Linked DNA regions of Homo sapiens: region 2 is linked to region 1. A link is an interaction called in ENCODE POLR2A ChIA-PET data of the cell type or tissue named here. Cell type or tissue: OCI-LY7. All regions are shown on one strand. Links, peaks and the distances in the headings refer to the core of each region. The heading gives the core; the rest is flanking DNA. Region 1 overlaps LPAR3 (lysophosphatidic acid receptor 3). Region 2 has its middle 5.2 kb from the start of MCOLN2.

Evidence for each region. ChIA-PET counts read pairs that join two places held together with the same protein. Peaks named below come from ENCODE experiments on the same cell type or tissue, not always from the same donor. Only the 100,000 strongest peaks of a DNase experiment are listed, where the experiment ranks them.
Region 2: POLR2A ChIA-PET joins it to region 1 with 7 read pairs; 2 of 35 experiments call an interaction of 5 or more read pairs at or near these places.

Annotation. Positions count from the first base shown.
Region 1 is chr1:84,816,575-84,820,975 of GRCh38, forward strand. All of the region lies in intron 2 of LPAR3 (lysophosphatidic acid receptor 3), which reads right to left. Among named protein-coding and RNA genes, the nearest start is that of LPAR3, 74 kb to the right of the region's middle. In OCI-LY7, for the core only: no CTCF peak of the experiment used is centred there; no DNase peak of the experiment used is centred there.
Region 2 is chr1:85,000,107-85,004,507 of GRCh38, forward strand. No RefSeq gene overlaps it. Among named protein-coding and RNA genes, the nearest start is that of MCOLN2, 5.2 kb to the left of the region's middle. In OCI-LY7, for the core only: a CTCF peak has its summit at 312; a DNase peak (open chromatin) is centred at 1,825; H3K4me3 peaks cover 696 bases.

The sequences.
Region 1 (4,401 bases), core at 223-4,222:
GATCACCCAGGTCAGGAGTTCGAGACCAGCCTGGCCAACATGGTGAAACCCTGTCTCTACTAAAATGCAAAAAATTAGCTGGGCATGGTGGCAGGCACCTGTAGTCCCAGCTGCTTGGAAGACTGAGGCAGGAGGATTGTTTGAACCCAGGAGGCGAAGTTGCAGTGAACCGAGATTGTGCCACTGCACTCCAGCCTGGGCAATAGAGCAAGACTCCATCTCCAAAAAAGTAAAAAGCAAAAAAATATATAAATATCTTCATTTACTTGAAAAGAAGGCTTGCATCCAAACTCTGCCTGTTGTACTCTTCCATTTGTTTTGTGTGATCCTCTGCAATAGCCCAGGAAAAGTCTGTGCTTTCTCTATGTGATGCCCTTCAGGTTTTTGAAGACAGTTAACGCTTTCTGTCTTTCTTTAGCCTTTTCTCCAGGAGACACATATTGAATTTTATCTACTAGTTCCCAGATGCGTACCTCTGGACACTCATTCATATTTGTTAATGCTGAGAATTTTTTTTTTAAAGTAATCTGGGCATCACACAAACTCTTCTTTGAACCCTGCTGGTTCCCAGCAGTCATAGTCTGAGCATTGAGGCTAAATACTCAAAAGACATTCCTTTTAGTTTTTTTCTTCTGGATTTATGTAGATTGGTAGGCAACTAAGTGATAAATATTTTCCAGGATCTATCACACACACACACACACACACACACACACACCCCTCACTTTTAAGAATTAGTCCAGTTACCTGTTTGAATGTTCCTGACATCTCCACATTCTCTATGAATTCTCCAAGACTACAGAGCCTAGGGTGTGGAGGTGCGTGGGGAGGACTTATGTTTAACTGCTAACATAGAGCAAACCCCCTCAAAGTATGAACTGTTAGATAAACTGTGCATCTCTTCTGAGATGTGTTTGGAGAGAGATCTTGGCCTCCAGGTGGAGGAGGCTTGGAACAGCTGTTTCCCAGGGTCACTGCCGGGGAGCATCTGCTTAAGGCAACATCTCTGAAGTACCTGTTCTCTAGTTTAGCCACCTAGTATGTTTGTGCTGTTCTGTCGAAGAACATTTGCCTTTTGTTGTTCATTGGAAACAGCATAAAGATGAGATCAGCAGATTTTTATTTCTCTTCTGACACCACGGCCAGCCAATCAGCCAATATTTTTGTTGGATTCCTTTGGATTCCTTCCCTCCTTCCATCTCTCCCTCCCTTTCTTCCTTTCCTGGCCAAAAAAAAAAAAAAATCTTTCCTTTAACAACCAAAGAATGATGTAATTGTGATATATGTAGCTTTATGGTCAGACATGACATACTACGGAGGGGCCCTTGAAGTCCAGAGGTACCCTCCTACTCCTCCTTCACTCTCTTCAGTAGTAAGATGCTTTACGGGCCACAGCTGAGCAGCCTAGCACAAAGTCAGGAACATGGCTCTGGTGCCAGGCTGCCTGGGTTCCAATCCTGGCTCTTCCACTGATCGGCTGTGTGCCTTTGACCACATCACCTAACTTCTCTGTGCTGTAGTTACCTCAGGCTTAAAATGAGGGCAGGATTAGTACCATTCCCAAGGGTTTTTATAAAAATTAAATGGATTAATTCATATACAATGATTAAAACAGCATCTGACACAAGATCATTGCTCAATAAAAAGCTTATAAGGTTTTAATTGAATGAATTATTTTATGTAATTCAACGAAAAGGGAAACTATATAGGAATTATCGTATTATGACAAAAAGCATCAATGTGAAGACTTGTTTGGAGTGTTGGGTCACAAGATTAATTCAAAACAGAGTTTTGTGCTGGGGAGAAAACTTTCATGACAAAAAAATCACGTCATTAAAGAACAAAAAATCACATTAAAAATTCACATCTAATAATATGAGAGTGGGGCTTTAGGAAAACATTGGCAATTTATTTTTATCCTTTTTTGAGTGTGTGTGCGATGCACGCATGCCAGGGGGGTGTATTATATTATTCAAACAAAACTACAAAAAATATAGTGAACTTTAAAAAATAATGCTTAAAAGAATAAAAAAAATAAGAATACCTGTCTACTTACCACCCAACTTAAAGAACTTAAAGAAACTTCAAAGAACACTATCGTATCTTTAGAGCTTCCTGGGTGCCCACCCCAGGAGCCCTCTCTCCTGTTGAGATAAACGTATCATACATTTTGGGCTAATCATCTTCTTGCTTTTTCTCATGGTTTTCCAATATACGGATGTAATGTTAGACATCATATTGTTTAGATTGATCTGTTTTTTAACTGTACCGTGATTTGCACTGATTTTAGTTATCAATATATTGGAATTCACTTCTAGCATCTTATTTTGTTCTTTGTTTCATTTTTTTCTATGTTTCGCTTTTTTCCCCCTCTCTTTTTTCGTATTGAGATCTTTTATTTTTTCATTTCCTTTGGTTTCATTTTCCCCCTTCCACTGGTTTGGAAGTTGTAGACTCTATTAAATCTCGACTTACATGTTTAACAAAGTATAAAGTTGGCCAGTGTTTGTCCTTCCTTCCCGTCAGCATAAGGACCTTGGAACACTCCCACCTGGATTTTTTGGAATTATACAATTTCATATAGAAAGGACTCTTCACATCAAAGTTGGTAGCTATAGCTTTTGATGTCTGGCTTGTTTAGTTTTTCTCTCTTGACAACACAGTAACCCTCTCTTGAGAATAGCAGAGAGAATAAAAATGTTACTGTTATGGGAAATACAGATCACTGGAGCTGGGTGGGGCCTTAAAGATTACCAGTGTTTTTCAAACTTTTGACCAAGCCAAATGAAAATTAAAGGAACTTTTAAAATAATGCATATTCTCTGGTCCCACATCAGACCCAATAGTCAGAATCTCGGGTGGGACACAGAAATCTGCAGGACTAAAAAGTTCCCTGGGTGATCATGATGCACAGCCAGTTTTGTAACCTATTTCTCCATGCTGACCCAAAATGGTTTAATCAAGCTGACTCCATAAGCAAAATTATAGATGCCATATAGACTTAGCAAAAAGCCATGGAAAAGAGAGAGGGAGCACAGTTTTTTCAAATGAGAAAATAAGCATCTCTAGAGATGAATATCTTCAATTTGCATTTGGGAAAATGTTTGAGCACATACGCAAAAATAAATATACAAAGAGTGGCAGCAAAAGTAGTCTACAGGCAAGGCATCCACAGTCCTCCTCTGCTGCTCTTTGGCTCGCCGTGCCAGGAATGCCTTCTCACCTCCTAATCTGAGGTCTGCTTTTCTTTCTAAGCTTAGTGCATACTCTGCCTTCTCCACTGGAGCTCTCCCATCTCTTCCACCACAGTGTCCATTTCCTCCTCTCAACTCCTGTAGCACTTTCTACCTATAGCATTCACGTGGCACTGGGCACATTACCTGCTTAATTCCTCTCTAGCATTTCCTGAGAACTCTGGGTCAGGCAGTGTGCTCAGGGCTTTACATGCACTTCCCCTGTAAAACTCACAGCCTTACAAAGTTGCTACTTTTATTATTATCCTAGACTAACATACAATAAATTTGAAGTTTAGAGTAGCTCAACAGTTTGTCCTAGGTGCACAAGCCAAAAAATAGAAGTTATCATTTGAACTCAGGCCTGACTTCCCCATGCAAACTCTTGAGCATTGAGCTATACTAGAGGTAGTTTTTAATACATACGTCTTGTGTCTCAGGTGTGTTCTAAGCTCCCTAAGCAGGTATGCTGTGCCTCATGTGTTTGTATTCTTAGAACTAAGTATCTAGCCCACACTCAGTAGCACAGGAGATGAGCCAGGTGAATGTGACTGAAATTTATTAATCACTTCAGGGATTGACAGGGACAGAACCTGGACCTGACGACTCTAACTCCTGTCAATGAGGGTCTCAGTCGAAGTGACACTCAGTTGAGCTGGTGCTGAAGGGCAAGAATGACTGTGCACAGGTGAGAAATAGCGTGAAGCATCTGGGTAATTCCAAGTGGTTCAGGATGGTTTTAACCCAGGAAGATGATTGAGGAAGTAAGGTAAAGTCTGAGAGGTGAACACAGGGCTAGATTGAGAAGGGCCCTGTGTGCAATAATCAAGAGTTTGGATTTATTACAGATCAGACACTAATAAGCCTTTTTTAACCAGGAGTTCATGCAGAAAATTAAGTCTGAATGCCCTTAGGCACCCATTGTATGTAATGAACTAACTTCTCTTCTAAGCATCTAGAATGGTGTGAGTTATGTACCACCCTTGAAAAGATTAAGAAAATCTTTCTATGTTCCTTGGTTCATAAAGGAACCCCACTGAGAATTGCTAGATCAAAGTTTTTCCAGACACAGTAGCAATTCAGTGGGTTGTGAAATCAATTTAGTGAGTTGCAACCAGCGATTTTTTAAAAAAAATGAAATAGAAACAGAAAACATCAGAGTGCATCA
Region 2 (4,401 bases), core at 186-4,185, 180 kb after region 1:
TTGTGCCACTGCACTCCAGCCTGGGCAACAGAGACCGAGTCTAAGAAAAGGAAAAGAAAAAAAGAAAAGAAAAGAAAATGTGAGTCAGGCTAGTAGAAATGCAACAATTTAAATTTTCTAGGTTGGGCAGACAAAAAATATTTATTGTGAAGAATATGGGGAGGGAGAATAGAATAAAATAAGAGAAAAACGATGCTCTTTATTTACTTTCACATTCTTTCAAAAATTTTTTGATGTGCAAGTAGTGTTCTGTATATTGTAGATATTAATTCCTTGCCAGTTCTAAACATTATAAGTATTTTCTTCCAGTCGTCATCTATCTTTTTGTCCATGGTGTTCTTCCTTGGATGAAAGTCTTTAATTTTGGTATAGGAAATCAAAATTAAGGATATTAATCCTTATAGTTTGTGCTTTTATGATCTTTTTAAAGAAGTTGTTCTCTACCCTTAATTCACCATTCTTCTGCATTTTCTGTAATAGTTTTATCCTTCATATCAAATTCCATTGTACTTCAACTTTGCATGTGGTGGGAGATATTAATGCACCTTGATTTTTCGACATCAAGTAAGCCAGTTTCCAACAAGCTATCTTATAATTCAGGGTTGGCTAATTTTTTTTCTGTAAAAGGTCAGATACAAATATGTAGGCTTTGCGGATTGTACTTTCTCCTTTACAAATATTTAACTATCTAGTGTAAAGATAATCATACACAATATGTAAAAAAGAGAGTGGCTGTGTTCCATGTATTACAAAATATTTATTCTTATTTTAATTTTTTAAAAATAGACTCTTTTTAGAGCAGTTTTAGGTTTATTGCAAAATTTAACAGAAAGTACAAAGTTCCTATATATTCCCTGCTCCCACATACGCATAGCCTCTCCCACACTATTAACATCCTACACCAGAGTAGTACATTTGTTATAATCAATGAATATACATTGACAAATTATCACTCAAAGTCCATACTTTAGGGTTCACTTGTGTGCAGGCTCTAAGTTTTGACAAATGTATAATGACATGTATCTACCACTATAGTATCATACAGAATAGTTTCACTGCCTGCTGTGGACTGAATGTTTGTCCCCACTTTACCAATCCCCCTCCCCCACCAAAATTTATATGTTGCAACCTAAATCCCCAATGTGATGACATTTGGAGACGGGGCATTTGGGAGGTAATTAGGTCTTGAGGGTCGAACCCTCGTGAATGCAATTAGTGCCCTAGTAACCATATAAGAAAAAACAGGAGAGAGATATATCTCTTTCTCCACCATATGAGGATATAACAAGATGATGGCTGTCTGCAAACCAGGAAGAGCACCCTCAGCAGACACCAGGTGTGCTAGCACCTTGATCTTGGATTCTGTGGCCTCTAGAACTATGAGAAATCAATTTCTGTTGTTTAAGCCACCCGGTCTGTAGTATTCTGTAATAGCAGCACAAACTGATTAAAACACTACCCTAATAATCCTCTGTGCTCCTTCTATTCATCCCTCCCTCCAACCCCTGGCAACCACTCATCTTTTTACTTTCACAATAGTTTTTCCTTTTCAGATAGTTGGAATCATATGGTATTAGCCTTTTCAGATTGACTTTTTTCATTTAAGCATTTGGCATTTTTGCATTTAAGCTTCTTCTTTGTCTTCACATGGCTTGATAGCTCAATTCTTTTCAGCACTGAATAATGTTCCATTGAATTAATACATCACAGTATATTTGTTCATTCACCTACTAAAGGACATTTTGTTTTTTTCCAAGTTTTGGCAATTACAGATAAAGCTGTTATCAACATCTGTGTGCAGGTTTTTATGAACACAAGTTTTCAGTTCCTTTTTTTAAATACCAAGGAGTACAATAGCTGGATTGTATGGTAAAAGCATAGCTTTGTAAGAAACTGCCTATCTTCCAAAGTGGCTGTATTATTTTACATTTGCACCAGCAATGAATGAGAGTTCCTATTGCTCCACATACTTGCCAGTATTTGGAATTTTCAGTGTTTTGGCCATTCTAATAGGTGTGTAGTGGTATCTTGTTTTAATTTGCAATTCCCTAATGACGTATGATGTTGAGTATGTTTTCATATACTTATTTTTCATCTGTATGTCTTCTTTACTGAGGTATCTCTTCAGGTCTTTTGCTTAATTTTTAATGGGATTGTTTATTTTCCTATTGTTGAGTTTTAAGAGTTCTTTAGGCTGGGCACAGTGGCTCATGCCAGTAATCTCAACAGTTTGGGAGGCTGAGGTGGGAGGATTGCTTGAGGCCAGGAGTTCAACACCAGCCTGGGCAAAAAAGAGAGATCCTGTCTCTATGAAAGAAATTTTTTTTTAATTAGCTGGGTTTGGTGGTATGCACCTGTGGTCCTAGCTACTCGGGAGGCTGAGGCAGGAGGATTGCTTGAACCTAGGAGTTCAAGGCTGCAGTCCAGCCTGAGCAATAGAACAAAAACCTCATCTCAAAAAGAAAAATATATGAATTTTTTATATATTTTGAATAACAATACTTTTTTCAGATAAGTCTCTTGCAAGTATTTTTCTCCTAGTTTGCAGCTTGTCTTCTCTTTCTCTTGATGATATCTTTCATAGAGTAGAAGTTTTTAATTATAATAAAGACTAATTTATCAATTATTTATTTCATGGATCATGCTTTCAGTGTTGTATTTAAAAAGTCAGCCTCCAGGAAAAAAAAATGGCAGATAGGAGGCAGGACTAACTTGCATCTCCCACTCAGATGAACAGAACAGCATGTGGAGACTGACATCATGAGCTTTTGCTCCAAGAACTACCACAGGAACATACCAGGAACACTGAAAGGATTCACAGACTCTTTGAAAAAGTGGCTTGTGGCTGCAAACTCTGTGAGGCAGCTGAAAAATTGTGAGTGCCCAAAATGTGAAGGGGGAAAGCCTACCTCCGAACACACATCCTCACTGGGGAACCTGAAAATCCAGATCACGGGAGAAGGATTTAACCTTACCTAGAGCTGAAATGAATTTAGAGAGCTGAGAAAAATATAAAAGTAGAAGCAGCACTGGGAAGAGCCCTCTAGGTGCTCCCAGTCACCAGGGAAGCCATTTCTGACTTTATCTCACTGGGGTCCTTGGGGAGGGCTGCCAATGGAATTGGGGAAGGACCATAGGGAGAAGGAAACTTCCAGTTGAGCTTTGTAATAATTTTGACCAAGTGTGAATTTTCCTAGGCAGAATCCAGGAGTGGGAGATGGACGGGAAGTGCAGATAGGACCACAGAAGCAGTGGCAAGCTGGGAGAGGTAGGGCCTGAAAGCCCTGCTGGCTTTTTCAGTGGAGAGGCTTGTAGCCTGGGGCAATTAGTGCCCTAGCACCCATATAAGAAAAGACAAGAGAAAGCATTTGAGAAAACCAGTGTACTAAACAAAACTACAACCAAGGACCCTCACAGAGTCCACTTCACTCATATGCTACCTCTACTGGAGCAAGTGCTGGTATCCATGGCTGAGAGACCTGAAGACAGATCACATCACAGGACTCTTTGCAGACACTCCCCAGTACCAGCCCGGAGCCCAAGCTCCATTAGGTGGCTAGACCCACAACAGCAATAACAATCACTGTCTAGCTCTCAGGAAGCCCCATCCCTAGAGGAAGGGTGAGAGTACCACATCAAGGGATCACCCCATGGCACAAAATAATCTGAACAGCAGCCCTTGAGTCCCAGATCTTTCTTCTGACATAGTCTACCCAAATGAGAAGGAACCAGAAAAACAATTCTGGTAACATGACAAAGCAAGGTTCTTCAACACTCTCAAAAGATCACACTAGCTCACCAGCAATGGATCCAAACCAAGAAGAGATCTCTGAATTTCCAAAGAAAGAATTCAGAAGGTCAATTGTTAAGCTACTCAAGGAGGCACCAGAAAAATGTGAAAGCCAATTTAAAGAAATTTAAACAATCATACAGGATATGGACAAAAAATCTCCAGAAAAATAACACAAATAAAATACAATCAACTTCTGGAAATGAAAGACAGACTTAGAGAAATGCAAGCTACCTGGAAAGTTTCAAAAATAGAATCAAATACATAGAAGAAAGAACTTCAGAGCTTGAAAACAAGGCTTTTGAATTAACCCAATCTGACAAAGACAAAGAAAAAATAATTAAAAAATGAACAAAGCCTCCAAGAAGTTTGGGATTATGTTAAACAACCAAACCTAAGAATAATTGGTGTTTCTGAGAAAGAAGATTCGAGGCAATAATTAAGGGAAACTTTCCTGGCCTTGCTAGAGATCTAGACATCCAAATACAAGAAGCTCAAAGAACACCCGAGAAATTCATCACAAAAAGATCATCAACTAGGCACATAGTCATCAGGTTATTGAAAGTCAGGATGAATGAAGGAATCTTAAGAGCTATGAGGCAAAAGCATCA